7 separate regions of the Mus musculus genome follow, and regions 2, 3, 4, 5, 6 and 7 are each linked to region 1. Evidence: chromatin loops called from intact Hi-C (ENCODE). Cell type or tissue: heart. All regions are shown on one strand. Region 1 has its middle 70 kb from the start of Gm36148. Region 2 has its middle 24 kb from the start of Gm35803. Region 3 holds the start of Ccnyl1 (cyclin Y-like 1). Region 4 overlaps Klf7 (Kruppel-like factor 7 (ubiquitous)). Region 5 overlaps Gm35880 (a long non-coding RNA gene). Region 6 has its middle 24 kb from the start of Mir6899. Region 7 holds the start of Mir6899 (microRNA 6899).

The links. A loop is a pair of places that touch in the nucleus more often than their neighbours do. Peaks named below come from ENCODE experiments on the same cell type or tissue, not always from the same donor. Only the 100,000 strongest peaks of a DNase experiment are listed, where the experiment ranks them.
Region 2: a loop joins it to region 1, with 4 times the contacts of the local background. A loop is called at or near these places in 12 of 42 quality-filtered maps.
Region 3: a loop joins it to region 1, with 4 times the contacts of the local background. A loop is called at or near these places in 2 of 42 quality-filtered maps.
Region 4: it touches region 1 in a loop (2.9-fold over the local background); 10 of 42 quality-filtered maps call a loop at or near these places.
Region 5: a loop joins it to region 1, with 2.1 times the contacts of the local background. A loop is called at or near these places in 5 of 42 quality-filtered maps.
Region 6: a loop joins it to region 1, with 7 times the contacts of the local background. A loop is called at or near these places in 4 of 42 quality-filtered maps.
Region 7: a loop joins it to region 1, with 5 times the contacts of the local background. A loop is called at or near these places in 9 of 42 quality-filtered maps.

What each region holds. Positions count from the first base shown.
Region 1 is chr1:64,444,726-64,448,725 of GRCm38, reverse strand. No RefSeq gene overlaps it. Among named protein-coding and RNA genes, the nearest start is that of Gm36148, 70 kb to the left of the region's middle. In heart, CTCF peaks have their summits at 415 (motif pointing right) and 2,499; a DNase peak (open chromatin) is centred at 2,515; H3K27me3 peaks cover 480 bases.
Region 2 is chr1:64,301,071-64,305,070 of GRCm38, reverse strand. No RefSeq gene overlaps it. Among named protein-coding and RNA genes, the nearest start is that of Gm35803, 24 kb to the right of the region's middle. In heart, a CTCF peak has its summit at 2,105; DNase peaks (open chromatin) are centred at 2,110 and 3,340; H3K4me3 peaks cover 670 bases; H3K27ac peaks cover 2,211 bases.
Region 3 is chr1:64,688,571-64,692,570 of GRCm38, reverse strand. It overlaps Ccnyl1 (cyclin Y-like 1), which reads right to left and starts at 1,226. Exons shown (of 10, transcript NM_001097644.1): 1 at 1,171-1,226. The coding sequence starts at 1,180. 2810408I11Rik (RIKEN cDNA 2810408I11 gene) reads left to right here and starts at 1,912. Exons shown (of 2, transcript NR_038009.1): 1 at 1,912-2,107. In heart, a CTCF peak has its summit at 1,739; DNase peaks (open chromatin) are centred at 1,120 and 1,730; H3K4me3 peaks cover 3,086 bases; H3K27ac peaks cover 2,230 bases.
Region 4 is chr1:64,033,591-64,037,590 of GRCm38, reverse strand. It overlaps Klf7 (Kruppel-like factor 7 (ubiquitous)), which reads left to right. Exons shown (of 4, transcript NM_033563.2): 4 at 1,827-1,928. The coding sequence ends at 1,878. Among named protein-coding and RNA genes, the nearest start is that of Mir6899, 6.9 kb to the left of the region's middle. In heart, no CTCF peak of the experiment used is centred here; DNase peaks (open chromatin) are centred at 380 and 2,290; H3K27ac peaks cover 447 bases.
Region 5 is chr1:64,222,010-64,226,009 of GRCm38, reverse strand. The region is part of intron 1 of Gm35880 (a long non-coding RNA gene); the gene reads right to left. Among named protein-coding and RNA genes, the nearest start is that of Gm39654, 32 kb to the left of the region's middle. In heart, no CTCF peak of the experiment used is centred here; a DNase peak (open chromatin) is centred at 2,039; H3K27ac peaks cover 1,824 bases.
Region 6 is chr1:64,016,585-64,020,584 of GRCm38, reverse strand. No RefSeq gene overlaps it. Among named protein-coding and RNA genes, the nearest start is that of Mir6899, 24 kb to the left of the region's middle. In heart, no CTCF peak of the experiment used is centred here; DNase peaks (open chromatin) are centred at 1,154 and 1,694; H3K4me3 peaks cover 667 bases; H3K27ac peaks cover 2,276 bases.
Region 7 is chr1:64,039,417-64,043,416 of GRCm38, reverse strand. It overlaps Klf7 (Kruppel-like factor 7 (ubiquitous)), which reads left to right. Exons shown (of 4, transcript NM_033563.2): 3 at 980-1,103. Mir6899 (microRNA 6899) reads left to right here and starts at 916; the gene lies at 916-979. In heart, no CTCF peak of the experiment used is centred here; DNase peaks (open chromatin) are centred at 2,246 and 3,116; H3K27ac peaks cover 2,098 bases.

The DNA of each region.
Region 1 (4,000 bases):
TTTTTAATCAACAACCACAGACCGTTACGTTTACCTAACTGTTTATGAACTGGTCTTGCGTTTACTTCACATGTACAAATGCTTTTCCTTGGAACGGAAGACAGTCACTTCTGCCAGATCCTGTTCATTTGAGAGTTCTTCTGAGCTTATCGCCATGGGAAAAACATTTCTTCCTCCAAGGATCTGAGTTCTGAAAGTTCAGGGGCCCAGTAATGCCATGATTTAATATCCAGTAATTTCTTCTGCCCTCCTGTAAAACCTATGTAAAATGGTAAATCCTAAATCCGTATTGAAACGTAAAGATGGTGTTGTGCTATGTGCATATTTTCCTTTGTGTGCTTATGCTACACAAAATGGATGCAATATTCTATGAAATACTTTTGGAAAACGAGATTTTAAACAAAATCATGCTATTAGAAGGTTGACCACGAGAGGGCAGCATTGTCTACACAAATCTGAATCACAGGCCAATGCCAAGGTTGTATGGCTTAGCCACCATTTGGTTTCAAATACGTGGGAAAAAAAATATTAGCAGCAGCATTATTTATGCTTACATTTGCATTCTTTTCAATAAGGAACTTAGGTCTCTAGGTCTGGCTCACCATTAGGACAAGTCTAATTCTGTCTATATAACAACATCTATTTTCCTCCCCCACTGTGTTTTTTTCTCTTTTCCAAGCAAGCTTCTTTCATATTCTGCAGACAATGTCTGTAGCTTTATTATTTGTTTTAAGAATATGATAACGCTCTTTTATGATCCAGCCATATGTGTGTGTGTCTGTGTGTGAGTGCACGCACACTCATGGATGAGGGTGTAGGTGTTATGCACATAGAAGTCAATCTTGGGTGTTGTTTGACATTTCCCACCTTGGCATCTGTCTGTCTGTCTATACATGTATGTATGTGGTATATATGTATCTGTATATATGTCTATCTATCTTTCATCTACCTATGTATGTATGTATGTATGTATGTATGTAAGTTCTCTAGCACTAAGACTGTAAACAAGGTCCTTGTTTTTTCTTTTTCAATGTTCTTGATTTCTTTTTTACTTAGTCACTTTACATCCTGCTCACTGCCTTAGTCCCTCCTCGTACAATCCTTTCCCCCTTCTCCTCTGAGCAGTGAGTAAGGCCCCTGGGTATCCCCACCACCCTGGAACTTAAAGTCTCTGTGAGGCTAGGCACTTCCTCTCCCACTGAGGTGGCCCAGCCAGAAGAATATATCCCACACACAGGCAACAGCTTTTGGGATATGAACCACTCAACAAAGAACATACAGGGGCTGGACCTACACCTCCCTGTACATATGTAGCAGATGTGTAGCTTGGTCTTCATAAAGGTTCCTGCTTTTTATATGGGTTCTGGAGGTTGAATTCTGGCATTCTTGCTTGTCTCTCTGGTAAGCAATTTCCCAGTCTGAGCTGTCTCCCCAGGTGAAGCCCTTAGGCAGTCCAGTGCAGTGGACAGATGCAGGCCGGTGGCTGGCTGCCTTCTGAGGTAAGGCAGGTGTTACTACACTGCTCTTCTTTAGGGAACAGGAAGCAATACCAGCATTTACTTCATATGGTTCTTAGTGGGCCTGCTGTCTAGAAAGTGCACAATATAAATATTGCAGGGAGAGTGCTTTTCTTAAATTGAGAGGTAGACATTTAAAAATCTGGAGAACTTATATAAAAGCCTAACTTATATAAAAGTCACATGGCCAGTTTCTTTATTCACATTACTTGTCTGGTCCCTAGGGCCAGTTCTAGGCTCTTCTTCCCTTCCCCACTGGCTCCTCCCCATCTGAAGCCAAGGACAGTGAAGCCTGAGAGGTGGTGCGCAAGAACAGCTGTGGGTAGAAGTCAGCTGAACTCTTCCCCACCGCAAACTGTATAACAGGACTGACCGCTCTGGGTCCTAAGGACTCTGCAGATTCTCTTATCTGAGCAACGCAAAGCCCTTGGTACCACATTTTAATCTAATTTGTTTCTTTTGTCAGATTTCATCTTCAGGGAGAAGTCTTTGAGGGGCCGGGAGGGGCCATGTCCTATGGGACATTTGGTTTCATTCATTCCTAGGTGGCAGGTTGAAAGGGCAGGGCTGTTAAACTGTGAAGGACAGCTGCAGCCTGATGGGCAACAGGGGAAGGCCCTGGGGATCTCTCTCTCTCTCTCCCTCCCTCCCTCCCTCCCCCCTCCCTCCCTCCCTCCCTCCCTCCCTCCCTCCCTCCCTCCCTCCCTCCCTCCCTCCCTCCCTTTCCTCCTTTCTTAGCTCTGTCTGTCTTCCTATCCAGATACGTGAAGGCTTTTCTTATTTTCATTTTCAATCTAGAGAAGAAATCCGATTTCTGAGAAGGGTTCCAAATGTTATTTCCTCCTCACAGTAGGAGTCTCAGGAGAAAGCTTTGTGCCTAAGGGAGCCAGGAGAGCTTCGAAGCTTTCACCCACGTCTGGTGTTACCAAAGGAGGCTTGGATCGAGGGCTGCAGAGGCTGCGCTTGTTCCAAGTGCTCTCGTGGGGGCAGCAGCCGCTCAGAATGGCGCGGCCCTGTCACTGCCTATCTGCTCATTGAGAGGCAGAGCACATCAGAGGGCCTCTGCGAGGACACTTTGCAGACTATAAATCGGGGATGGAGGAGAGGCTTAATTAAATCAGTCCTGAGGTCACAGGAAGGGAAAGCCCCCTTCTCCCTCCCAGACTTGACCTGTTTCACGTAGCGTGGCAGCCAGAGAACCTCAAAATGTGTTAGCAGGAGTAATGTAAATGTGCTCAGAGGAGCCGGTTCCCAGCCCCATTGTAAGGAGAGAAATCCCATCTAGTCTGCAGACAAGGGAAGATTCTGACCTTCCAATTTAATCCTGTGAACTAAAACCAGAAGAAGACAGCCAGCGAGGCCAAATCGCTGTGTCGGATTGTGATGTTTTAGTACAGGCTTTCTTAAAACATCTTATTTCTAAAGATTCTTGTTATTTGAAGGGACTCTGGGCGGTGTGAGTGAATCCTCCGCCAGAACTGGGTGCAAAGGGTAAGCCATTGGCTGACACCTGTTTATGAGCGAGGCAGCCAGTTAGGACCTAGGGTCTCAAACAGGGTACCAGCCAAGAGGAGCCTGTCAGAAAGGAAAACATGGCTGCCAAGGACGAAGGGAACAGGCTATCGTGGCCTCTGGGCCTTCAGCCCGCTGTGCTGTGCAGGAAGGCTTGGCACACATCAATGGGTCTGCTCTAGTCTTCTCTCCGTGGCTCATGAGTTTGGGGAGTCACTGAGCACACCATGTCTGTCTGTCAACTGCCACTTCGGGTCACCCCTCTCTCTCTAGCCCTCCCCAAGTGTAAAGATAGGATGAGGTGACAGGAGGAAAGCCAGCAGAACATAAATATGGAGACGTCGTCCTTGGATGTGTGATCTTGGCTACATTTGGGACAAACAAACTAGAAGTACCTTTAACTTAGCCCAGCTGGTGTCCATGGTCCTTGAAACTGCAAGAGTGGCTGTATGGCCCACCCTAGGGCACATGGTCCCATGCGTGTCACCAGGTGACAGGAGTCTAGGCCTCTGAATCATCACCCAACCCACCATGTCCATAACTTATGGATCGCCTTCACTTTTCATTCATAATTTTCCTGTGATGCTCTATCCAGCAATTCACCCATACCAATACCATTAGTCTGTCACGTCTGTTAGCGAGATCCATTCTTAACTTAGCATGATACAGTGTGTGTGTGTGTGTGTGTGTGTGTGTGTGTGTGTGTGTGAGAGAGAGAGTAGTGAGTGTGTATGAGTATGTGTGATTGTGTCTGTATGAGAGTGTGTGAATATATGTGAGAGTGTGTGAGTATATGTGAGAGTGTGTGTGTGATTTTTTTCCCCCTTTCTGGAACTTGATGTATTTTCACTGTTCTCCAGTTTCCTTCAAATCAAAGAGGGCCAGAAAGACTAGGCAGTCGAACCATTCCCTCCTCCTTCTAGGAAGGTAGATCAGGGCAGGGAGAGGCTTTATGAAGGAATTAGAGAGGG
Region 2 (4,000 bases), 140 kb after region 1:
CTGTTTATGTGTTTATATGGTCTCTGAGTGTGGTTTCTCTCTCTCTCTCTCTCTCTCTCTCTCTCTCTCTCTCTCTCTCTCTCTCTCTCTCTCGTTTCTTTGCTTATGCATTTGTGTGGTCTGTATGCGTCTTCTCTGTTTATGTGTATGTGTTTATAAGGTCCCCTACACCTGTGTGTAATTGAGTATATGAACAACAGGGCAAAGTCTCTGCTTTCATGTTGAAAGAAAAAGATTGAAAACCTATAGGCAAACAAGGACATTGCTTTATTTACACCTATCTCTTAGCTTTCTACAGATAACAGTACAAAAGACTGGTTTGCATACAGCTCTGTGATTGGGGTGTAGTTTAACCCCTTGGTCCACAGTGCAGCTGGGTATCAGTTCTACTAGAACCAGAATACTAGCACTGGAGATAATGGGATATAAGTGCCAGGTCAGCTGATATATCAGATGATAAATATTTCACATTTCCCAGTCATTACGACCTGAACGTTTTCAGCATCAGGTTGCTTCAAAACAAAACAGTCACACAAAGCTGGAACTAAGGCTGGGATCAGGTTGGAACCAAGTCTTGTTCTCGGTTGACTCTGCCAGAGAACTGGTCTGGGGGAGGAGGACAGGATACAGAGGGAACAGGAGAGGGCAGAGCTTGCAGGGGACTCTGAGTTTATTGCACTGGCAGGATTTACTGGTTTCATTTCACCCTCAGATCGCTATGGTGGCCCACTGGAGACTTGGAGTGCAACACTGAAGATTTTCATTGTAAGAGTTTCATGTGCCCGGAGCACATGGACCCAGACAGTCGGTTACTCCTTTGGTGACTGGTGGGAAGTGGGGGTGGTGATCTTTGTTACAGACCTCATGGCTTAGAAGATGAAGGCAGTCCCTTTGTGACTTAGAAAATACCAGGTTATGTTGAAATACCTGTCACAGGGCTGTCTGTGCATCGTGTGTATTCTGTCTGCACAAAGCCTGTGCAACTGGGGTGAATAAACAAACGCTATGGAATAGTTGATGACTTGACTTATAAAGAGCAAAGATGGGTTACTTGTCAACATCTGGGGGATGAGTGCAATCTCAAATAGTATGATTTTAGGTAAAATTTATTCCATAAATAGTTTTTTTTCTTAAATAAAATAAAGCCATTTCCTATATGTCAACTTTGGGCTGGTGAGATGGCTCAGCTGGTAAGAGCACTGACTGCTCTTCCAGAAGGTCCTGAGTTCAAATCCCAGCAACCACATGGTGGCTCACAACCATCCATAATAAGACCTGATGCCCTCTTCTGGTTTATCTGAAGACAGCTACAGTGTACTTAGATATAATAATAAATAAATCTTTGGGCTGGAGTGAGAGGGGCCAGAGCAAGATAAATAAATAAATAAATAAATAAATAAATAAATAAATAAATAGTCAACTTCACCATATTGCATATTTTACATAATTTTTAAAGTTTGAGTTCAGAGTATGCATTTTTGTAACTGTACTCCCTTTATTAAAAAATAGATTTTTACAAATTGTATTTTTTGTTTGTTTGTTTGTTTTTCTTTGAGACGGAGTTTCTCTGTGTAGCCCTGGCTGTCCTGGTATTCTGTAGACCAGGCTGGCCTCAAAGTCACAGAAATCCACCTGCCTCTACCTCCCTAGTGCTGGGATTAAAGACCACCACCCATAAATTACATTTTCAATGCCTTAGAGAAGTGGATTCCTTTGTGAAGCTAATACTGCCCCTTCTTCTGGCTGGGTTTCCAAATGTCAGTTTAGATACCAGTCAACAAGCAAACAAAGCAAGAAATGCCCCTGCAGGGGGAAAAAAAAAATACTGGCCTCAGAGACAATAGCTTACTAGTAAGCCCGGCTTGGTCGAGTTCTGCTCTGACATGTTTAGTATTTAACTATGCAGCTTCCTCTTTTCTCCGGAAATAGAAAGGACCAACTTCCTCCCCCCCCCCGCCCCCCCCCGCCCCCCCAGTGGCTGCCCCATTGTCCCATTCTAAAAACTCCCTTGTTCAGACACCTGCTTCCTCTGAAGCTTCCAGTCCTTGGTGCTTTATCTCTCCGGTGAGTTTTGTCAGGCTTTCAGTTTCTGTTACAGCTTTCAAAGAACTTCAGAAGGCGCTGCTGAGGCGCAGAGCTGGAAGCTGGCAACTCCAGGGAGCTTATCCTGCAGTAGTGCTTTGGGGAAGACCAGCAGAGCGTCAGACCCAGCCAACACGGTCCTGTGACCAGAATCCAGCTCCATTTACTTTAACTCAGCTCAGCTCACTTTCTCTTCCACCTAGATGGGAGATCGTTTTCACAGACAATCAGTACAATAGAAATAAGAAATCAACTGAATGAAAAAGTCCGAGATAACCCCTCTCCTCTCATCTGGCCAAAGGCACACTAGAGACCTGGTGGTTGATAGATATTGCTTAGGCTGAAGCACCTACAGGTCTCTCTCAAGAGCCCTATCTTGCCTCCCTGGCATAAAATCTTGCAAGTATTTTCCTTTTAATTTTTAAAAATTTACATTTATTTAAAAAAAAAACAAGGTATACTTGTTCATCAACAATGATACAATTTAGAATTTTATCAGGGAAAACAGACAAACAAAAACAAACAAACAAATTTCTCAGTATTTCAAATGCCCAGCATGTTACTCCTTGGGATTCTTTGAGGGCTAATAAATCAGTATGTCAGGTATCCTTAAAGCTTTGAAAATGATGATGTTTTAACAGTACTTCTAACAACTTCCAGACTCCATAATGGGAATAACTAAAATTCTTGTTTAAAGACTGCAATATACTAAGTGTGGCAGTGCTTACAGACCTGTGGTTGTTTATAAAGTCTCCTTTAGTTTAGATCAGTTGATCCAAAAATGGGAACGATTATCTTTCTTTGTCATCTCTCCTTTAGGTGAAAAATGAGGCTGACATATTTATGGATTTTTGTGACTTTTTAAATAAATGACTTCCTGGGATGTGATTCCAGGAAAAAGATGCTTTAAGAGATAGTGTTTCAGAGAAGGCAGTGACTGGGTGGTATTACCCCGATGGCAAGGCCCTCCACTTTGGGCCGGGGAGCTAGAGGTTATCAGAGAGGCATCCTGTTGGTTCTGCTCCACTTCCACATGGTCACATGTTGATAAAATGCCCTTCACGGGTGTTTGCAGAACCTAAGGATGAAGAAGGCCTTTGCTTTTCCCCACACTGTGTGTGCTAGCCTGTTTCAAGGGGATCAAGGAATGCTGAAAAACACTGAGGGCTTGCCAGACTTCCTTGAGAATATGGAAATCTTTTGGAGAAGAAATTCCTTCCACACCCTTTAAAAGAGCTTCATGCCTCCCCCGGGGCGGGGAGGGGGCAGGGGAATAATGTCTCATTGTTCTGTGGGGTGTTAGAGGAGGAAGAAGTCTTCCTGATGTGGTAATAGAATTTCCTTATTTTTTGGAAATGAGGAAACAAAGCCCAGAAAAGGGAAGTCCCTCTCCATTCCAGAGAGTGAGTCCGTGTGCATGGCCCAGGGCAAAACTTAGGTTTCCTTTCAGACAACCTAACGTTGTCACCTAGGACGACCTCAGGCGGCCCAGGATGACTCCCAGAAGGCCTGGGAACCAAAGCTCCACTTCTCCCCTGTGCTATGCTCATGATCCACCTGGCCTTTGTTCTAGGTCAGCCTTTATTCATCCTGTTCCCAAGATGGCCTTTGCTCCTGAGGGAGAAATAGTCATGGCCTCCTGCCTCGAGGGCCCTGACTCATTTCTAGCTAGGATTGCATCAGTCCGTATTCAGTCTCTGTGAGCAATATGGGTTCAAAGTCACGTATGTGGGAGTTTACCAAAGCCACAACATCCCACATTTATGCAGTGACGGCAGCATAAAGCAAAGAGAAACATACTCTATTGGGGCTTCTTACTTACTAGAGATGCTGCTATATCAAACATCAAGAATTAAAATCATAATCCTACCAGGTACTTTGCTTATTTCCCCCCAGTCCTTCCTTGCATTTTGAACTA
Region 3 (4,000 bases), 240 kb before region 1:
CTTAAACATCTCATGATACGTTGTCTTATAGATCTGTAGCCTTCATTCAATAACCACACTGCTATCTAGAATTACTTTTTACCCAATTCACAGATTTTCAAAAATTTTATAATTATAAAACACCAAGTATTTCCTCTTCTCCCTCCTACCTACCCAGCCAGCTCACCCTGCAATGGATCAGTTTTCGAGCTTCAACTTTCTTAGCACCAAGTAAGAACCTCCAGGCTGAAGGTGTGCAGGGAAATGGAGCCATAGAAACAAATATTACAGGCACCCGCAGGGGGCTGTCTTCTTAAATCCCAAACCTTTACATTACTAATTTAAAGCTAAATTTAAGCTTTTGGCTCCATTTAAACGCCCAATGAACAATCTCTCCCCACCCTGCTTCCTTTGGAAGAGGTAAAATAAATGAAATTTGTTAAATGGCGATGTATTTACCAAAATGATAATTTTAAAGCAAGCAGAACTACTCCTTGTTAGGGAGGGGAAGCAGTACTTTTCTGAAGCCTGGAAAGAAACTAACATCTTTCACAGAAGTCTCCTCTTTCTGTGTTCCAACTATAACTGAAAGTAATAAAGCAACCTTTATTATTGAGGCTACTTTCAAAATCCTACTTAATACCATACACATTTTGGTGGCAATCTCTACTTGAACGTAAATAAGAAATCTTTAACCATGCTGAATCTAGATTGCTCTAGTATCAGTTACTCAACTCGTTCAGAGCAAGAGGAACATTATGCTCTTACCTTACGTACCATCTGCCTAAGTAAGGACAGAGAGATGGGATGGCTATTCTGAGGTTAGGGGTACCTGGGAGTTTTATTAAGAAAAGGGGCAATTATAGTCTCTTGAAGTCTTAAGTTCCACTGGACGGTACACAGCAGTACAAAGAGGAAGCGGTGCCGGGTACAGGGTCCCGGGTCAGAATGAGAGAATGGGAAGAGTGAAGAACTGGGCGTAGGGGTGGGAGAGAAACTGGCCAGACGTGGCCGAGAAAGAATAAGGGGTGGGAACACGAGCCACAGCCCTCATTCCCGGTGTCCAGGCCTGCGCCAGGAATAATCCCGGCAGGAAGGAACCCGAGGCGGCGGCCGCCTCCCAGCGGGACCCAGGGAGTCGGTGGAGGCCAGAGGTGCGCCACGGCCCGGACGCGCCCGCTGCCTCCTCACCTTCGGGCATCTCTCGGTCACTGATGTGCTGCAGGTGGTGGCCCTCGCCGGCTCCGAAATCCAACTCGGCGGGCTCCACGGCCGCAGCGGGCGCCGGCGCTACCGCCACCGCGTCCCCGGCCGCCGCCTCGTAGACCTCGGACTCGTAGTCGGGCTCTGCCGGCCCCGCGCGCCGGCCCAGCTTGGGGCTGGCATTGGGGGACACGCAACAGGTCAGCGTGTTCCCCATGGGGAGCGTCCGCTCCGCTCGGCCGACGCCTGCGCCTCCGCTCGCCCCGGACTCCGCGCCCGCCCCCTCCCCCAACAATGGCGCGGTCGGCGCCGGCAGCCCCGGGCAGAGCGGGGCTGCGCCCGCCCGCACTCGCCGCCGCGCCCGCTGCGCGCCCGCCCGCCCCGCCGCCCAGCCCGGGGCAGGGCTCCGGCCTCGGCCGCACCCCCGCCGGCTCGCCGCCGCCGCCTCCCCACAGCGGACTAGTCTGCGAGGGCGGCGACCAGCCCGGCTTATTTAAAAGGGGTGGGGACCCGACAAGCGCTGGGAGACGCAGCCACTGCGGGCCGAGAGCGCGGCCGGAGCTCCTCCTCCTTCCGTCGCCGCCTCCGAACTGAAGGCCGCTAGCCGGCTCCTGCCAACCGGAACGCGCTCCGCGGTCACCTGGTGACGGGTAGCCAATCAGACCCGGACTTCCCTCCACGCACCCGCCTACGGCCCAGGCACGTGACTCACAAAGCCCCGCCCCGTCCCTTAAGCTGAGCCGCGCGAATTCTGGTTTCCATTCATCTCGAGCTGCGCCGAGTCCGGCTCCTACTGGGGAGCTGCGGCAGTTTGTTACTCGAGGCCGCCCTTCAAGGCGGGCCCCGAAGGTCCGGCCTGGTGAAGAGTTGGTTTTGTCAGCAGTTTGGTCTCTCCATGTTTGACAGCTTCCCTTTGCTCACCCAAGTAAGTTGCACTGGACTTAGCCGGTTGTATATGGCTAAATGCTCTTCTCCTGTCTTCCCAGTGTTACGTTCTCGCTTGCAACTTGGCCATAGCAACCCCGGGGCTCGCTCCTTACTCTCAATAAAGAGTCGTGACTGTGTCTTGCATGAAACCCGAGGACACGTCACTCTTCAATTTCCTCGTACGTCAAATAAGGACCAAACTCTCGGTTCAGAAAAGCTGGGAGCCAGCAACTCCGGTTTCGCTTGTTTTCTGCCATCACAAGACAGGAGTTTCCAGACTTTGTTTCTTTAACTAGCAATGCAGAGAACAGTTTTCTCCCACAAAATAGAGAACCACACTGTGGGGTGCCCACAGTCCTAAGTGATGGGGATGGTAGAGAGCAATTGACCTTTAGCATGCACCAAGTATTGCCAACCATGCCAACCGAGCTCCCTTAGCGCTAAGTCTAAAGAGCAGTCCAATGTTCGATCTCCCAGATTTTACTGATCGGTGGCAGGGTAGGGGGAGCATGCAGAAACTGAGTAACTTTCTCAAGGTTACATGACAAGGTTACTGCTCGTGTAGGGGCCAGAATAGTCTGGATTCCAGGTTTATCTCCGAGTACCTGTGAAAGGAAGTCACGGTTAGGGAAAATGACAGAGACTGTTGGTGCTTGGTAGTGTTCATTTTAAGGAAGAGCAATCTTTTCACTTGGGGATTTTAAATATCTTCCCTAATTGAATCTTCTCGTTCATTTCTGTTCCTGAAGTCCAGCAGTCCAGGCTCCCAGTAAATTTAGGCAAATGAGAAGCAAAGATTTGGAGAATCTAGCTGTACGAGTTCACACTGCTGCTCTTGGAGTACAAACACAAATATCTGACCCCAAAGTCAATGAGGTCAAGAGTTTAGTTGTTTTCTTTTAATGTATATATTTATTGTATTTGTATGAGTACACTGTGGCTGTCTTCAGACACATCAGAAGAGGCATTGGCTCCCATCACAGATGGTTGTAAGCCATTATGTGGTGGCTGGGAATTGAACTCAGGACCTCTGGAAGAGCAGTCAGTGCTCTTAACCGCTGAGCCATCTCTCCAGACCAAGAGTTTAGATTTTATACTGGAAATAAGTGTTGAACATGAAGTTCAGAAGTCATTGTCATGTGTATTTAAGACTATGTTATTCTGGACAGTAAGAAGGAAGGGAAGAAAGGTCTAGTTAAGGAAGCCTAGTCTTTTCCTAGGAAAGAAAGACAACTCCAACAAAGGGCACTGGTGACTAAGTGGACAAAGAACTTATTTCCTAAGTGAAATAGGAAGTACTTACCTATTGGATATGGAGGGAGAACAGAAGTAGAAGGCAAAAAAAAAAAAAAAAAAAAAAAAAGTCTAAAGTTCTGATTTAGAGGGTAGGCGGGTTTTGATGCCGCTCCCCTAGACAGATAAAAAGAAGAATAAGTTTGGAGAAGAAAGTTTTTGACATTGTTAAGTGTTGTATGAAAATGAATCCTGAGGGGAGAAGAAGGCAGAGGGTATATAACTAAAGAAATTTTCTCTTAAGATGGGAGAAAAAGCAAGATGAAAGTACTTTAATACTAAAAGAGTAAGAGCCCATGAGCACAACACAATTTCAGACTTCGAAGAAAAGGAGGAATTAATAAGTGATGTCCCCAAGAAGGCAGAAATATCTGGGAGAGGTAAGCTTTGGGAAGCAGAAGCAAGCAGGGAGAAAAGACATATGTGACATGGAGACATTGCTGGTAGAGAAGTTTCGGGAAAGTTCACTTCATGACCCCTGTTTTCCTATAAGGTTACAGTTTGGAAAATAACTGGGGGAAATGGAAGTATGAGTAGAAGTTGTTTGTATCTCCCAGAAATTATATTATATTTAATGAAAACCAAATGCCATTTTACT
Region 4 (4,000 bases), 410 kb after region 1:
CCTCTCCTCTCCTCTCCTCTCCTCTCCTCTCCTCCCCTCTCCTCTCTTTTTTTCTTTTCTTTTCTTTTCTTGTTGTTTGTTTTGTTTTTCGAGACAGGGTTTCTCTGTGTAGTCCTGGCTGTCCTGGAACTCACTCTGTAGACCAGGCTGGCCTCAAACTCAGAAATCTGCCTGCCCCTGCCTCCCAAGTGCGGGGATTAAAGGCGTACGCCACCACTGGCCCAGCCTTGTCTTTTTTTCTTATCATCTCCTGGGATACTGTTGTACACATGTACCTATTTAAGGAATGGGCATAAACAGAGGGTGTGGAGAGTATGGGGTCAGGGAACAGGGTGGATTTGTGATTTGTTTGTTTAAGAATGAGCAAACACAGGGAAGCCTTGCTTTGGACAGGAAACTCTGCAAGCCTGAATGGGTAGCTTGCTAATGTCCTAGCAAGGAATTTGAGTGGTGGAGCTATCTCAAGCTACAGCGATGCCTAGGAATGTTGTCATAGTCCAGGCAAGGGCTAGCTTAAGGAGAGAGCACACAGCCAGACCATGCATGGCTGTTGCTTTACATGCATCACAGCAGGTACTTCCGCCAGACCCTGATATTGCAAACTGTTAGAGCACGGAAATGCCCACACTGTTATTGGTAAGATGCAGAAACCTGCCTTAGACTGATGTCAGTGTAAACGGCTACTTATTAACAAGCTTAGATTATTAGCTCGAATAACTATTAGAAATGGAATTCAGTTTGTCTTTAAGGTTGGCTAAATCCAAGTTCCCAGATACCATCCAGATTCTTTTCTCTGCTCACTTCCTTCTCCAGCGGCAGTATGGGCACACTAGCAGCTCAAAGCTCATCTCCTAGCAATTTAGCATTCCCAGTGGAAGGAGCATGTCTCTCTTCCAGTAATTTCAGTAGCTATAGAACCACCTTTCCTTTGGCCTCTGTGTGTCATGTGACTGTTGCTTAGCAATCACTGCCGCCATGGCTTTCACTTTAGAAGGAAGGTCAGCTTTATACTAGTGAGAACATAAAAGGGTTTCTACCCAAGAGACTCTCATATGTCTACCATCAGAGTAAAGAGGAAGGAAGATGACCATAGCATCTGCCAAGGAAGGTGCTCGATTATGGAACTTAAGCCCCAAGTGTTAGTCCAAGAGCCTCAGCCCCAGTCTTTATTCCATGACTCTCCACCTATGTATCCTCCCCTTAGTTCTTTAACACATACTGAATCAGACAGACAGACAGACAGATGCACACACACACACTGACTGACTCATCATGGAGATGTCCCCAGGATAGTGTTGGGGCTATCTGTGAACACCACTCTGTTCTTTGTCTTGGTGTGAATATATTATGCCTGTGTGGACCTGGAATTATAGGCAATACACTCCTAGGCTTTCATGGTAAAGCCCGAGACAGCAAAGTGGGTGTTGAAACATCAGTGTTCTACTAACTGGTGACATAGGCCAGTTATTCATTATTGTATATACAGTGCATGAGCATGTCATGTGTTTAGAGAGCACTTCCACATTTTGTTCCTTCTTAGATAAGTATAGTTATAATCATAACAGTCCCCGTGTAGTGACATCTTACTCTGTGCGATGTGATATTATGATACTTCTCTTGCCTAATCCTTAAATAAACGTAAGAGACAGTGTCCCCATCAGCCACGCTGCTACTGGAAGAGCTAGGGTCTGAATTAAAGCAGTCTGACCCGAGCTGACTCCTCCAGCACACTTCCTCGTCTCTCCATAACTCACAAGTGCTGTCTCTCTTTAAAACTGAGAAAAGTAGCTGGACCTCTCTGACATGCTTGTTGTTTGTCGTTCTAGGTGTTTCTCCAGGTCTGACCATCTTGCGCTCCATATGAAGAGACATATCTAAACAAAACAAAACAAGACAAAATAAAAACAAACAAAAGTAAAAAAAAAAAAAACAACAAGAACAAAACACCGCAAAGGCCAGAGTTGCCATGGCAGCAGCCAATGTCCGAAGGAAATGCAGTGAGGCAGAGGGCTGGACTTCAGGCGGGGAGAACTGCCTCGCAGAAGAAAGTTCTCGCTTACAAACCTCTGTGTGCATACATGTACACGCACACGTACACACACCCTCTCACACACAGACCCACACACAGATCCACTCTCATGCACTCAACTATATTTAAAGTATATACGTCTATTTCTTATGCCTTGCCCTAGCCAGATGATAGAAGACAAGGAAGAAGGAAGCCAGGTGAACTCGGCAAGGCACTGGCTGCTGACCCCAGCGCTACTGGATCACTTCCCAATGTTGCCAATGGAAAACAAAGCAAACGGATGTCTGTCTCCATGGTGGCCGCAGTCCAAGAGGCTTACATAACTTCTCAGTGCAACGTGATAAGAGAATCCAACATCTTATGGTTGCATATGTGTAGCACTAATGTTTCTTTTTAAATAGTTGGGGGAGATTGACCTAGAAAACCAAATTGCAGTTTGGTAGCCAAACTTAACTCCTGGGTTATTTGTCCTTTGTGTGTGAAAAGTCCTACTATTCCGTACGTCAGACTTCCTCACAGAACTGTCGGTTGGTTTTGGTTCTTCTTAGGACCAGTGAGATCTTTTGAATTGCTACCAACGGCCTTAGCGGCAGCAGACTGTGGATTTACACCTTACACCTTTCTGGCCTGCATCTCTCTAGACTTTACTCTCGAGGGAGGAGTTTTCTTTTCTTACTTTTTTTGACTCTCGCACATCATATGCACTAGGGATTCTGAAAACTTCTAGCATGACTGCAAAGTGGCCAAGAGAATAAAAGTCCTTGATGATAAATCACAGTATACCCCTTGAGCCTCACCTTCTTGCCAGTGCTAGATTTTTTCTTTTTAAATCTCTCTGATTTTTTGCTAATGAAAACTTGAAAAAAAAAAAAAAGCTTATTTGGAAGCTTAAATGTTTTATCTTTTCTCCGTGGACTAAACCTCTCCAGGACTCTCTCGGCACCTGGATGTCTAGCTCTCGAAGCAGCCAATCAGATGGGACATCAGAGTTCTCTCATCCCTCCTTAAGGCGTGATGACCTCAGCTCACAGTGAGCGGCTACTCTACTGTCCTTGCTACCCTATAACTACTTACAGCATAGATCTCGCTAGTCTCAAAGGGCAGCTGCGTATTTAATCTAACTCTGGGTTATGACCTGACAAAAAAGCCAAAAATCTCACTCTTTCCAGGAGTGGGGGAGTCCGCGGATGCCTCCCAAATCTAGAGGCTTCACAAAACATCATCCCATCCCTTCCCTCACTCACCCTCTGAGATCATGGTACCCACTTGTTAAATGCATACTTCAAAATGCCATTGTGGGAATGAAGGTTGTCCATTAAGGAAAGGGTGAATGTGTCACTCTTATGATGTCTCTACGGGTGTTGGTGGGGGGGCGCTTTCTTTAGGGGGTACTGGTTCTTTTTGGCTAGACCCACCATGGCTTGTGACCTAGAGCACCCAAGATCAACAGAGGCCTCATATTTACCCTGAAAGCTGATTCCAAGGGATTTATATTGCTCACTTGCATATCACACACACACATCCAATGTTGGTTTCTATCTTCCCGAATTCTTAGCTAGCTGGCACTGGCCTAAACTCCAAAGACTGCCTTTAGGACCATTAACTGGCCTATGCAAGCAAGCGGGGTGGGTATTAAGGCAGATTGTATATTTTGTATATTCTGGGACCATCCCTTCAAGACGCGTCTAACAAACAAAAGTGGCGTTTGGTCCGTACAAGGTTGCTGCACCCTCATACCAGCTGGCTCCCTCCTGCCCTCCTCTGACTGTTTTATCCACTGACTGTTAAAATGCCGCCCATACATATTTGGGATGCAAAACTGAAGTCTTTTAAAAGAAATAATAATAATAATATAAGCAACACAAACACATATGACAGCAACCTTCAAGATCCTTGGCACTTGGGTTCTCAGCTTTCTACGGCTTTGGTTTTACTGAAATGTTGAATCTACTTGTCTGAGGGTAAAGGGAC
Region 5 (4,000 bases), 220 kb after region 1:
TATCTCATGCTGTTCTCATCTTCCTGGAGGAAGTCCATGGTGCCTTCTCAGTGGTCCAAAGAGGATGTGCTGCCACCCATGTACATGTCTTCTTTGTCATCAAAGAGAGTCACAAAACAATGCAGTTAGTCTAATACACACATACCCTACCTGGAAATAGAACTCAGAGGAACCAGTACACCTCGGCTGTTCTCGAGAAACACCCTTAGCAGAAAGAAGCCCCTGGTGGGGGAGATGACAAAACAGAGGTGGCTCTAACAGGTTGTCTTTAAAAGCCAATGTAGGTTTGTGATCAGAGCGTTTGGTCTCTGTAAACTCCCATCCTTAGTCTTGTGGAGAACAAAAAAACTTCCAGGGTAGGAGAGCAATTTACAATCCAACATGGAGGTTGTAGGGCTGGGGGTAGGTGTACAGGCAAACAAAGTAGTTCATTGAACTCAAGACCAAGGAGCCCCTCCCCAAACTTCTGATACTTTGTGGTTTTATCTTTTTACTAAACCACAAGCCTAATGTCCATGCAGATGGACCTACCGTGTGTGCCTCTCCCTTCCTGGGAACAGGTAGATGTAAGGGTCAGTGTGTTAGCCACCAGCCCTTTCTGAGAGCTCAGCCTCTTTCTAGAACATGCTTAATGTTATCCGTCCGTGTACTTTACTGGTGTTTAGGAGAAGAAAGCAAACAAAAATAATGGACAGGACAGTGCAGGGATATTGTAAGTGTTTTCTTTACAAGCATTTGGAGATGAGAAGGGTAAACGATCTATTTCCTCACAGAGGACCCTATACATTAGAGCTAAACTAATATTTGGAGGATGATGATCGTGAAAATTTTAAAGGAATCCCTCTGGGGTTGGGATAGAGAATGCTTCTACATAAGATAGATATTTACAGCTAAATGGAAAGAGCAGAAGGTAGAGGAAACAGGCCACGGGGCTCCCTAGACTTGCCATGTGTTCTTATACATCATGGTCCTTTCTTTGAGAATATATAGCTTTTTGTTCTATCCCCTTTAGCCCTTGCCCTTGTACCTGTGTCTCCTGCCTTCTTTCCACCCTCCATGTACTGTTGTCTCAGGGGGCTAAGTGTCCTAGATGCTCACTGGTTTGGGAAGAAGAGCTGTTCTTCCTGACTTTAACACTGTCAGGTTTCCCAATACACATGAAGCCTGACTGAAGAGTCAAGTTCTGAGCTTGAGTAACAAGGGGCCTGATCTGTCTCATTCCTCTTCCCATTCTTAGCATATTCTTTCTTCTCTCTTCCCTGTGCACTCAGGATTTACCTCAGGAGCTGCCCTCAGGACCACGGGAAGTGCCCAAATATCTCTGGCACAGTTGTAACTGAAACTGTTGCAGGTGGCTAGCTGCCATGAGAGCCACTCAGTTAGGTGACATGGTATCCATGGGAGGGGGCAGGGCGGGGCGGGGGAGAAGGAAGAAGAAACAGGGACATCAAAAGAAGAGAGGTAGGCAGATCAGGACCGGGTTTCTTGATCATTCATTTCCAAACGGGATGGCAGAGTCTGAGAATGCGCAAGGTCCAGGCCTGGCGTGAGTCAGCACCAGGGCTGCCTACTGCCAGTTGATTACATTAGCGTTAGTTAGAAGCCAGGAAGGAAGAGGAGATGCTGTATGTAGGATAGATGGAGAAGGAAGAAAATTGTCTTCATATCTTTTGAATTATTTATGACCTGGAAGTTTACATGCTAAAGTCTAACCGTAGAGACCTGATGGGGAGGGCTGGGAAGAGAGCTCTCCCTTCCCTTAAAGCCACAGAGCGCATGCTTTGGGTCCCCATGGAGGACCAGGAGAATGCTAACAATGACAGAATCTCTTGGAGAAAGTGGAGCCCTCTTAATTTGTATTGTGACCTTGAAAGCAGAAACGCAGCCCAGAACCCTACTGCCATCGGGCGCAGGACCGCAGATTTCCCAGGAGCCTCTGGAGCGACGGACATAAACCTGTGAAAGCACCGTACTTTGATTTTGTCGAGTGGTAACACAGGATGACTGTCAGATCAGTGGACAAAGGAGATCTTCGCCTCTGGCTTCCAGCCAGATGGGAGAGAAACAAAGACTTCAGAGCCCTGGCTTTCCATCCCCCACCCTCTCCCTCCTCCCTGTGTTTTTCTCTTCCTGCCTTAACCACTTAGAGACCATGCTTGGGATAGAGCCTGCTGACTGCTCTTATGTTTTGGGAAATCATGTCTAATCACACGTATCCCTGTGAATTATGTCAGAAAGGGGCCCTTCCTTTTGAGAAGTGTTTAAATGTAGAAGAGAAAGCCTTCCACCATGCCTGCTGCAGAGGCGGCTTGTGGCTAGGGATGCACTCCAGTTGGGTGCCTGAGTGGCCTTGTGGGCATCTTTGTTTATGGTTCCTCTGACTACTGAGGGCAGTGTAGCAATCTGAATGCCCACCAGAAGGAGTTGCCTCTGATCCTCACCCAGATTTGAAGCTTTTGTCTGGGAGCCCCCTCTAAGAGGCAGAGACTCTAGGTCTGTTTCCAGTTGCAGGACAGGGTTTGTCTCTTCAGCCCACAGACCTCAGTGCAGTCTAAGGTTTCCACTGAAGTAAAGCCTAAGAGGCAATGCCTCTATCCCGGGGGCACTGGAAAAGGAAGAGGAAGGAAAGAGTGCTGACTGGTGGCCAACAGGCTCAAGGTGGCAGATACAGGACTAGCAGCAAAGAGCTGGACAGATGCTGCGTTGGAAGAGAAGTAGCAACAAGGCCGTTTCTTTGCATCATCACCACTGCTCAGTCATCCCTCCATGTAAACAACAGAGACAAGCCGGCTCCAGGGCTGATCCTCCAGCAAGAGCCACTTTTTGCAGTCAGTAGTGTTAAGTCCGGTATCTCTACCTCTGTAGTAAGGGCAGAAAGGAGCTGGTGCTTGCTGTAGACTGGGTAGATGCAGAACGAGTCAATGAGAGGCTCACACACATTCCTCATGAAAAAGCAGAAAGGAATACAGTATTGAACTTTCGCATGGGTTTCCCCTCCACCCCACTGCAACACCCAGGAACCTACGTGTCCCAGACCCTGTGAGGGGAGGGATTGATTCCTGCTGCCCAGATACCAAGCAGTACCTACTTCTCCATAGCTACATGGAATAAATTGAGGTCATTTTCATAATTTAGGCAAAAGCCTCCCTTTCCACTTGAATTACTGAGATATTTTAGGCAAGTGCAGCTTTAAAAAAAATTAAATAGCAGAACTTGCGTTTGGGAACTCATTAAAAAGCATTGAGACTTCCTGTATTATATCAGTTATAAACAACTGGGAAGAGAGAGGTCGCTTTTTTTTTTTTCTTTTAAGGAAATTATCTGGAAAATTACCCAGGCTTTTACTTCCTCCTTCTAGATGAGATCTGCTCAGGTTGCTTTCAAGACAGTGGCCTCATTAGAGTAAGCTTACATGATAAAACCAGGGAAATGAAAGGGCCAGACTCTGCTCTCTGGCTTGGCTCCTTTTGGCTTTCACTGTTTCCTTTCTGGTCATGCCTGCTTCTTCTTCCCTTGTGAGGAAGAAGCCCACCCTACATTCGAATTTTTCCCACTGGAATGCACTGAAAATTAATATTGCTGAGAGACAGACCAGGAGGACCAGAGAAGCCTGTCGCGGTCTCCATAAGAGCCTTTATCAGTTTTATTTTGCTTGCTACTCTGTGCTGACATTGAGATATTGCTTGAAATCTTTCTAAAAGATCTCCTTTATTTTTCTGCCCCACCCCCACCCGACCACAAATGATAGAAAACTGTACTGTGCTAAATTCAAGAAAGGCATATGTTTGCCTGTCCATCAACTCGGCTGCCAGGGTTGAACATGATGTTTATAATGGCTCAGTGAATGTCTGAGCTATGTGATGGAGTGGTAGCTTTGTTGATCATGGCAGAGCTTGGCTTACCTTCTCTACACTTTTCATTTAAAGTTTTTTAAATTACACTTAATTGTGTGGGTGGGTGGGTGGGTGGGTGGGTGTGTGGTGTACCATGGGGTATATGT
Region 6 (4,000 bases), 430 kb after region 1:
AAGCCAACATGTCCCCTCTCAACAAAAAAGGGCACAAACCAAAAACCAACCCCCCCCCCAAAAAAAACCCCAAAAGTACTGCCACTTTATCTAGGATTCAGAGAAAGATGCAGAGGTGGGGGTGTGGAAAAGCTACTGTGGGAAAAATACTCCCTGTGGGAAGGTGAGGCTTTTCTCTCCCTTTTCCCTCCACCTCTTCCCCCCCCCCCTCCTTTTCCCCTCCTCATGCTTCCCCCTCCCTCCCTCTTTTCCCCTCCCTCCTACATTTCCTTTGTATTTCTCACAACTCCTGGGTTCCTCATCTCGTGCATAAGTAGTCAGTTCCCCCCTCCCCCCCACTTTTAATTTCTTTCCTGCCATGACCTGGCTCCCCACAGAAGCTCATAATCTTCCAGTCCCCAATTCCAGTTTCCTGAGAGAAAAAAAAAATTTTTTTTTTCCGATTGTTCAGGTTCAGAGCTATGGTTCATCCCTGGTAAGGTGCGTGTGTTCATCCTTCTAGAACTCAGGTAAGCCATAGGTAAGGCAGGAGCAAGGCAAATGTCACCCAGAGACTCTTCTATAGGGTAAAGCACAAACTACGCCCCTTTCATGGTCGTGAGGTAAACTTTAGAATATTCCATCTAGCCTTGCAGACACTTGAGCTGTGTATGCTAATAATTCGTGGTGAACTCCTACCTTCAGGGACAGCGTGCCGACTCCCCTTAGCAGAAAGATGGGTTCCTCCGCATTCATACCTGTGACATTCACCTGTGAACAGTGCTAGAGGGAAAAAAATCAGAATCATTCGCGGCAGCTCCATGAGAGCAAGAGCAGAGAACACAGTGAGAGAAAAGCCCTAATTTCATTCCAATTAGGACAAAGATAACGTGTGTAAGATATGCGACTTTTGTCACGGGTAAAACAGCCTAGTAGAAGAAAAGGATAAGAGAAGGCTCTAGATTCATTTCCCTAGCTCTCGGGCTGTGACACTGGTGAGCTGTGTGGCCTGAAGTCCATTGCTTGGCCTCTCTGGGCCTTGATCTTTCAGCAGTGCTGCAGTGGCTGCAAGTAAGGAAAATGGACAGAGTAGGAGGGAGACACCAGGCTACTTCCCCTCCTGCGCCAGATCTTTTAAACAGGATTTCCTCTTGCAGTTTGGAATTCCAAAAATATTCCAAGATTAATTTTACAAGCATTGAGGAGACTTGAGCACACACCACCTGTACTGTTCTGGCTCCTTTGAAGATGCCTGCAGGAATTCTCTAGTCTATGCAAGGGAACAAGTGGGCCGTCCTTGTATGCTTGCTGTGGTAGCATACATATCACAAACAGAAATTCTAAACACTGGGATCGGGTTTCCTAGTACGTGTGTAGTTTTCTTGTCACCTCTTTGACTGCCCTTCTGGGTGCCCAAACACAGTGCCCCCCTACTTCTCAAGAGTCTACCTTGTAGCTGGTTAGTTCACGCCTGAGATGGGCTTTTCCCAGCTTCCTTCCGGCTGTTTCTCCACTGGCTGAATTCCTCAAAAACTAATCAATGTGTTCTCAGAAAACAGAACCTGGCTAGGAATGTTTATCATTTTCTTTGCTAAGTGCTGTTTTTTTTACACGTTGGACCTCTGATTTCCTACAATTCTTGGAGAGCACTGGCAGGAAGAGGGTAGGAAACCCCGTGCCATAGAGGGACTGTGATTAAGTCGGCTTCCGTTCTCTCCTTCCTTTCTGGGCTGGAGTGAGCTGGGTGCCCTGAACCAGCGGCTCTCCCCACCCCCCACCCCACAGGAGGCCAGTGTCTTTGATGGTGTATTTTTAGACGATCTGAACAGAATGACCGCTGCGTGTCTGTCCCTCCCCAGCAGCAGGCTTTTCCATTTACTTGCTTGTTCACTGATTTGGATTTCCTTCCAAATAAAATGTAAGCAAGGCCAACGCGCTGTCGTTAGAAAACATTCCTGCCTTGAGAAGCAGCTTTCAAGGAGAAATGATGGAAATGAGAGTAAAAGGAAAGGCGTCAAGGGTTCCAAAAGCATCCCCACAGTGGTCTAAGAGGAACTTTCAGTTTTTAATGTGCATGTGTGCGCGCGTGTGTGTACATATGCATAAGCTGTGAAGACCAGAGGTCAAGGTCCGGTCTCACCTCTGTCTTTCTCTACCTTCATTTTGAAACAGTGTCTCTCACTGGGTCTGGAGCTCACCAATTGGACTGAGGTGGCTAGCTAACCAGCTCCAGGAAGCCTCAGGTCTTTGCCATCACTCCCTCCCTCCCCAGTCGCAGATGCCTGCTCTTTTAGCCGATGCTGTAGACCTAGACTCAGGTCCGCCTCACTCTTGCTAACCCTAGACCATCGGAGCTGTTTCCCCTCTAAGAGACACTTGATAGTGACTGTCACAACCTGATCACAGGTGGTAGTGTGTTTCCAACTCTGATAGCACATCTGATCTCATTGCTTTATTATCTAGATTTTAAATAATAGTTCTCATGACAGGGAACTAGGGAAACAGCCAGGATCTAAGCCTGTGTCCTTAGCACCATCTCTCCTTTGTATTGAGGACACTAGAGCCCAGGGAGGGCCATTAGCCCAGGGAGATTTGGCTGTAGGACCCTAAATAGGAAGCCTGAGATTTTAAAAAAAGCAACTCTACTAATTCTATTTCTCCTTGGTGTGCTGTCCAGCCCATACCGAGCAAATTTAACTCAACCATGATAGGTTGTACAAAGATTTGCGTCACTTAGCAGATCTTTATGTTTATAAATGGGTTAAAATATTCTGTAAATTTGCTTGCTCAGAAGGTGTGCTCTACTCTGTTTAGATTAAAGCAGGCAGCTTTGTTTTACAAGTGAAGCCACAGCTACACCATTGTATGTGTTCTTTTACAAGAGGAAGCATTTTCGTTTGGTGTTTTATGATACAGGAGTTGGGATTAATTAATTTACTAATTTAGCTAATGAGTAAATGCTAAGCTAAAGACTGGGCTAAACCCTGGGAATTCAAGGATGCTCAAGGCAATTTATATTAGTTAGAACTGTGTGTTTATGCTTATTCATTTGCTTTGGTGGTGACAGAAACTCAACATGAAAAGGCCTCGCACAAAGGGGAGTTCATTGGAAGTATCTCGGCATATACACAATTCAGTACAGGACTATAGGATGGAATGTACTTCTAGAAACATTCAGACTGGGAATTCACTTGCTCAGGCCTTCCCCTCCATGCATTTATTTCACTGTTCTCTTCCTAGAGACTTCTACTTCTTTGCCTTCATCTCAGAAAATGTGGCCGCCATAGCTATAAAGTGCCTTTGTCAAAGCCAGAGATACTGACTTCTTGGTTACAATACCATAATTCCCAAGGAAAGCATTGGTGGGCTCTGTTTGGGCCAAGAGCTCACCCTATACCCACTCTTGACTGTGGGCAGCCTTCTCCTCCTCAGTCGGGGGCACAGCCTCAGTCAACCAGCAAGGGCCAAGTGTGGTTTTGCAAAGACACAGGACCATTATAATGGAGCCTGTGATATCCATATGAGATCCAAATGAGTGTAAGTGGAAAGTAGCTATGAGTGTAAGTGGAAAGTAGCTATTCCTGGAAAGGGGGATCATGGGAAGACAACCTGGGATCATGATTCATTCTTTCTCTCTCTCTCTCTCTCTCTCTCTCTCTCTCTATGTATATATATATATATATATATATATATACACACACACACACACACACACACACATATATATATATACACACACACACACACACACACATATATATATATATATATATATATATATATGGTGGGTCAGTATATCTGCATATCTCATTCTGAGAATGAAATCCAGTTCAACATGCTCATACAGTAAGCACTTTGTCAATTGAGCTAGTGTCCCAACCTAATGCTATAGTTTTAATATGAGCTTGATTACGGGCACATAGACTCACATTGCTCAAAAACACCCAGGTCTTAAAAAGAAAAACTGTTCTGCCTAAGGAGAGTATTGCAGAGGATGTACAGAGAAGCTCAACTGAGTCAG
Region 7 (4,000 bases), 410 kb after region 1:
CACTTGATGATTTCATGGGTCTGTAAACATCGCCATTCTACTTAATTAGGATCAGCTCACTATACAGTTGGAAGGATAAATATTTGTCCTGTTTGGTGACAGATGTGATGGGTTTAAAAAAAAAAAATAACAAGTCCTGCACTTTTTCGTACGTATCCTCCATCTGTATTTATTCTGTGGAAAGGTCACTTGCGCACCAGTGCTCGGATTCCATATCTCTCAGCAGCTTCCCTGCCGCTAAAACTTGCTCTATAAATTGACTTCTAAAATATCTTGCAATGATGTATATTACTATCCAGCATGAACCCTCTAGAAGAGTCACTGAATCATCGGAACCTCTGGGCAGTTTCTCCATGAATGCTGCGAGTCAGGAAGGGATTTAGTCTTACTCCCTCTCGGTTGGTCGTGGTCCTGTTGTCTGTCCACCCAGGCACATTTGCTGAAAGGGACACGGGTTCCAGGAGGCTGAGGCGTTTGTATCAGCACTTAGGTCTCTGGCCATGGTTTGTGGTAGAAGAGGGGGTCAGGGAGAGACAAAAGAGACTGAAATGGTAAGTTACTGGAGGTTCTTGAGAAAAATAGAATTAGAAGCATTTGTGGTTCAGATGAAAATAGCAATTTCCTTTCTGCTTGGACCGTGGGGCTTGGCGTGCTCCTGGGAATAGAAAATAAATAAAAATTGATCCCTCACCAGTTGAAGGAAGTGCCCTGACTCTGGGAACCGAGATGATGGCTCAGAGGTTTGAAGGTTAAAAAAGGAAAGAGACAAAAGGAACACACAGCACCAGGGGGCTTTATTTATTATTATTATTATTATTATCATTATTATTATTATTATTTTAAAAGTAATGTTCTATATTAGAGAATGTAGTCTACCAAGAAGGATCTGAGAGGCCATCTGCTGAGACTAGCCACCAGGCAGCAGAACGCAGCGGGCATGAGATCCTTTCTGACCATTGTCCTTCTGTGTCTTCTGCAGGTGAGAAGCCTTACAAGTGCTCATGGGAAGGATGCGAGTGGCGTTTTGCACGGAGCGATGAGCTCACAAGGCACTACAGGAAACACACAGGTGCAAAGCCCTTTAAGTGTAACCACTGCGACAGGTAAGGTGACTTAGAAGCTACGGGACTAAGGAGGGAAATAGTGCAGTAGGTTGGGGTCTGTATGTATGATCTGGGTCTAGTAGCAAGCAGGCCTGTCTCGTGCACAGCTCTATGGGCCTGGCAATACATTTTACTTCTCTACTGCTTGCAAGGGTGAAAAGATGCACTCTCTTATGTAGTAAAGTTTCAGGGTCTCCATTGGGTTACATAGCATTTACTCAGTGCTGGCTTTGAACCAGTGCTAGTAACTAGGTACAAACAAGATGTCATTCCTCACACAGGTAGTTGATGAGGCAGAGAATTAACAGCGTATTGACAAAAGATAATAGAAGTTGCCTCCTCTGGCCTTTTCAATATCATCCATACCACCTTTGTTCATCTTTTATGTTTAAAAAAAAAAAAGTTTGGTTAATGGGAGAAAGGCCGATTTTGAAGGCTTTTTCCAAAGCATTATTGAAAATGGGCCTATCCTTTGGACATCTGGACTGTTCCTTCCTCGCTGAAGACATGCTCAAGGGTCCAAAGATGGCAAAACTCTGCAAACTCGTCCTGTAATTCAATTTCAAACCTTCAGTATTTGATAGTCAAAAGGATCCCGTAGCAACAGATAGTACCCAAGTAATAGTATCTGACAGCCCTGGCATTATCAGCCGATAAACCCCAAAATGGAGACTCTGCAGGCCAAGGTGAAGGCAGGATTAGGTTTAGACATAATCAAATAATGGGCTTGCATCTGAGCATGTTATCCTTCTAATCCTATTTCTGTGTTTAAAAGGAAGCTTAAGAAAATTAACCATCTTTTTAATGCAATACTAAAGGTCTTGGTTATGATGAGAAAAATGCTTCTAATACAATAAAGCCCCCGAAAGCCTCAGGGTCCCCTCGGCTTGGACAGCAGCTAGCAGGATGGCGGGGGAGGTGGGCGAAGGGGGAAGGGGGGGAAGCAGGATGTCCAGGAGGAGGCCAGGCTGTCCTCGGAAGGAAATGAGCTCGGCCTCACTTCCTGCCTCTCCCAGGCCCTGTGCTCCACACCTGCCTCTCCCACCAGCCAGGCCTTCCTCTTGAGAGTTTGCTTTCTTGGAGTGTAGTAGGAGGATGCTCAAATCCAGGCTCAGCCAAGTTGGCCTGGTGTTCTTTTGGGATGCAGATAAAGGACAGTCTTGGCTTTCCTTCCCCCAGTCTTCCTGAGGAGGCTATTTTTCTTTTATCTTCATCCTCTGAGAACTAAATAAAGAGGCTTTGGCTCCTGGAGTGCAGAGATAACCTCTCCCCCAGGCTGGAGGAAGTGTGCCTCTCTCGGCTATTGTCTTCTTCTGCCTGAAGAGCAGCTTCTGCTACCCAGGAACATAGCCCTTGTCCCATGGTCATCCCATTCCCTAGAAGGCCTCTGGAATGTGCAAAGGACAGCAGCTTTTCTTCCTCGGCGTGTCCCAGTCAGTGTTTCTGTTTGACAATCTCTTCAGCTTCCATCTCCCATGTCCCTGGGTTCAGTCATTCCCAGCCTTGGCTAATAAAGAAACCTATAGGTTGTTGACTGCTCACAGACCTGTGCAGAAGATGTGTCCACTGTATCACCCGGGATGAAGATGAGATCCCTGTGAGTTGTCACAGCGTGGTGGTTGGAGGTACCTCCATAAGGCACCCATCTCTGAAGGGTGTTGAGGCTCAGGGATTGTGGCATTATGTGTTTTGGAGAGTGAGGACTGACTAAGAAATTGCCATTTCAACACACTGAGGAATTCCTAACGTTATGCAGCCAATATACTAGCAGTCTCCCACTCATGTGGGTGATGTGGAAAAATATTCCAAGCCTGTTTGGTGTGAGAGAAATAGCAGCAATGGGTCATCGGTTAGTCATTTGCTTTGCCTTCCTCACCAGAACACACTGCGGTCTCTGGAGATGGCATCTGCTGTACTGGTGGTACAGATTCTGTGAAGTGACACCGCGGGAGATTCTGAGTCCACCAGAGTCCCATGCCCTGCGTCAGGAGTCCATTTTCAACGTCAGGAATGAGGGCTGCAACTCACTAGTGTCTTATGACAGGCAGTCCCTCTCATTTTACTGCTCAGGGAGCTAAGAATAGACAGGTCTGGGAACTGTCGTGAGGCCCCAAAGCAGATGAAAGGAAGCCCTGGAGAGATGGGGAGCTGCCATTCCTTAGGTGACTTAGACCTTTGGAAATTGAGGCTATCTGCACCTGGGAGCAGGAACCTGGTCCCCGTTGGCTTCTCTTGGCGTAAATGCAGGGGGCCGGGCCTCAGCTCTCTCTCTTTCTCGGTTTACTCTTCTTTTTCTTAAACATACACCGTGTATAATTTATGCTTTTCACGTGTGCAAGTTTTAAAAACACATGAACTAATTATATTTGTTTTCTTTGTTCATAAGATTATTAAATGTCCCATACAAGTCTGTGTTTGTAGTTCTATCTAGAACGATTGCATCTGACCACTGTAGGCTTACATTTCCAGATGGCTGTCATAGACTGGAGCTGAATGGCTGTCATGTATTGTAATGATTGCTTTTTCTCCTATCCCCATCACTCCCTATTGCCCATTCAACATGAGAGCAAGTTGTCTAGTACTCTGCTTTCTGTATTATTTCCTCTTATAGAGAGTACCATTTCTCCATACTTGGTGCCTTACCACAAATGTAAAGAAACAATCTGGGGGGAGGGGTGTTACGTGTTTGTTATACTTGGCCCCATTGCATTGCATGCTTTCCCTGACTGGCCTCTGAAGACACTCAGGCTTCAGGTTCAGGCTGGAGGGAAACCCAGTGAGGTGATTTACAGAGGATCCTCACCATCGTATCGCTGCCATGGCCAGACAGAACCTACTGTAGCTTACTAAGTGATGCCGTGCCAGAGGGACAGGTCTTTCACAGCCCAGAGAGCATG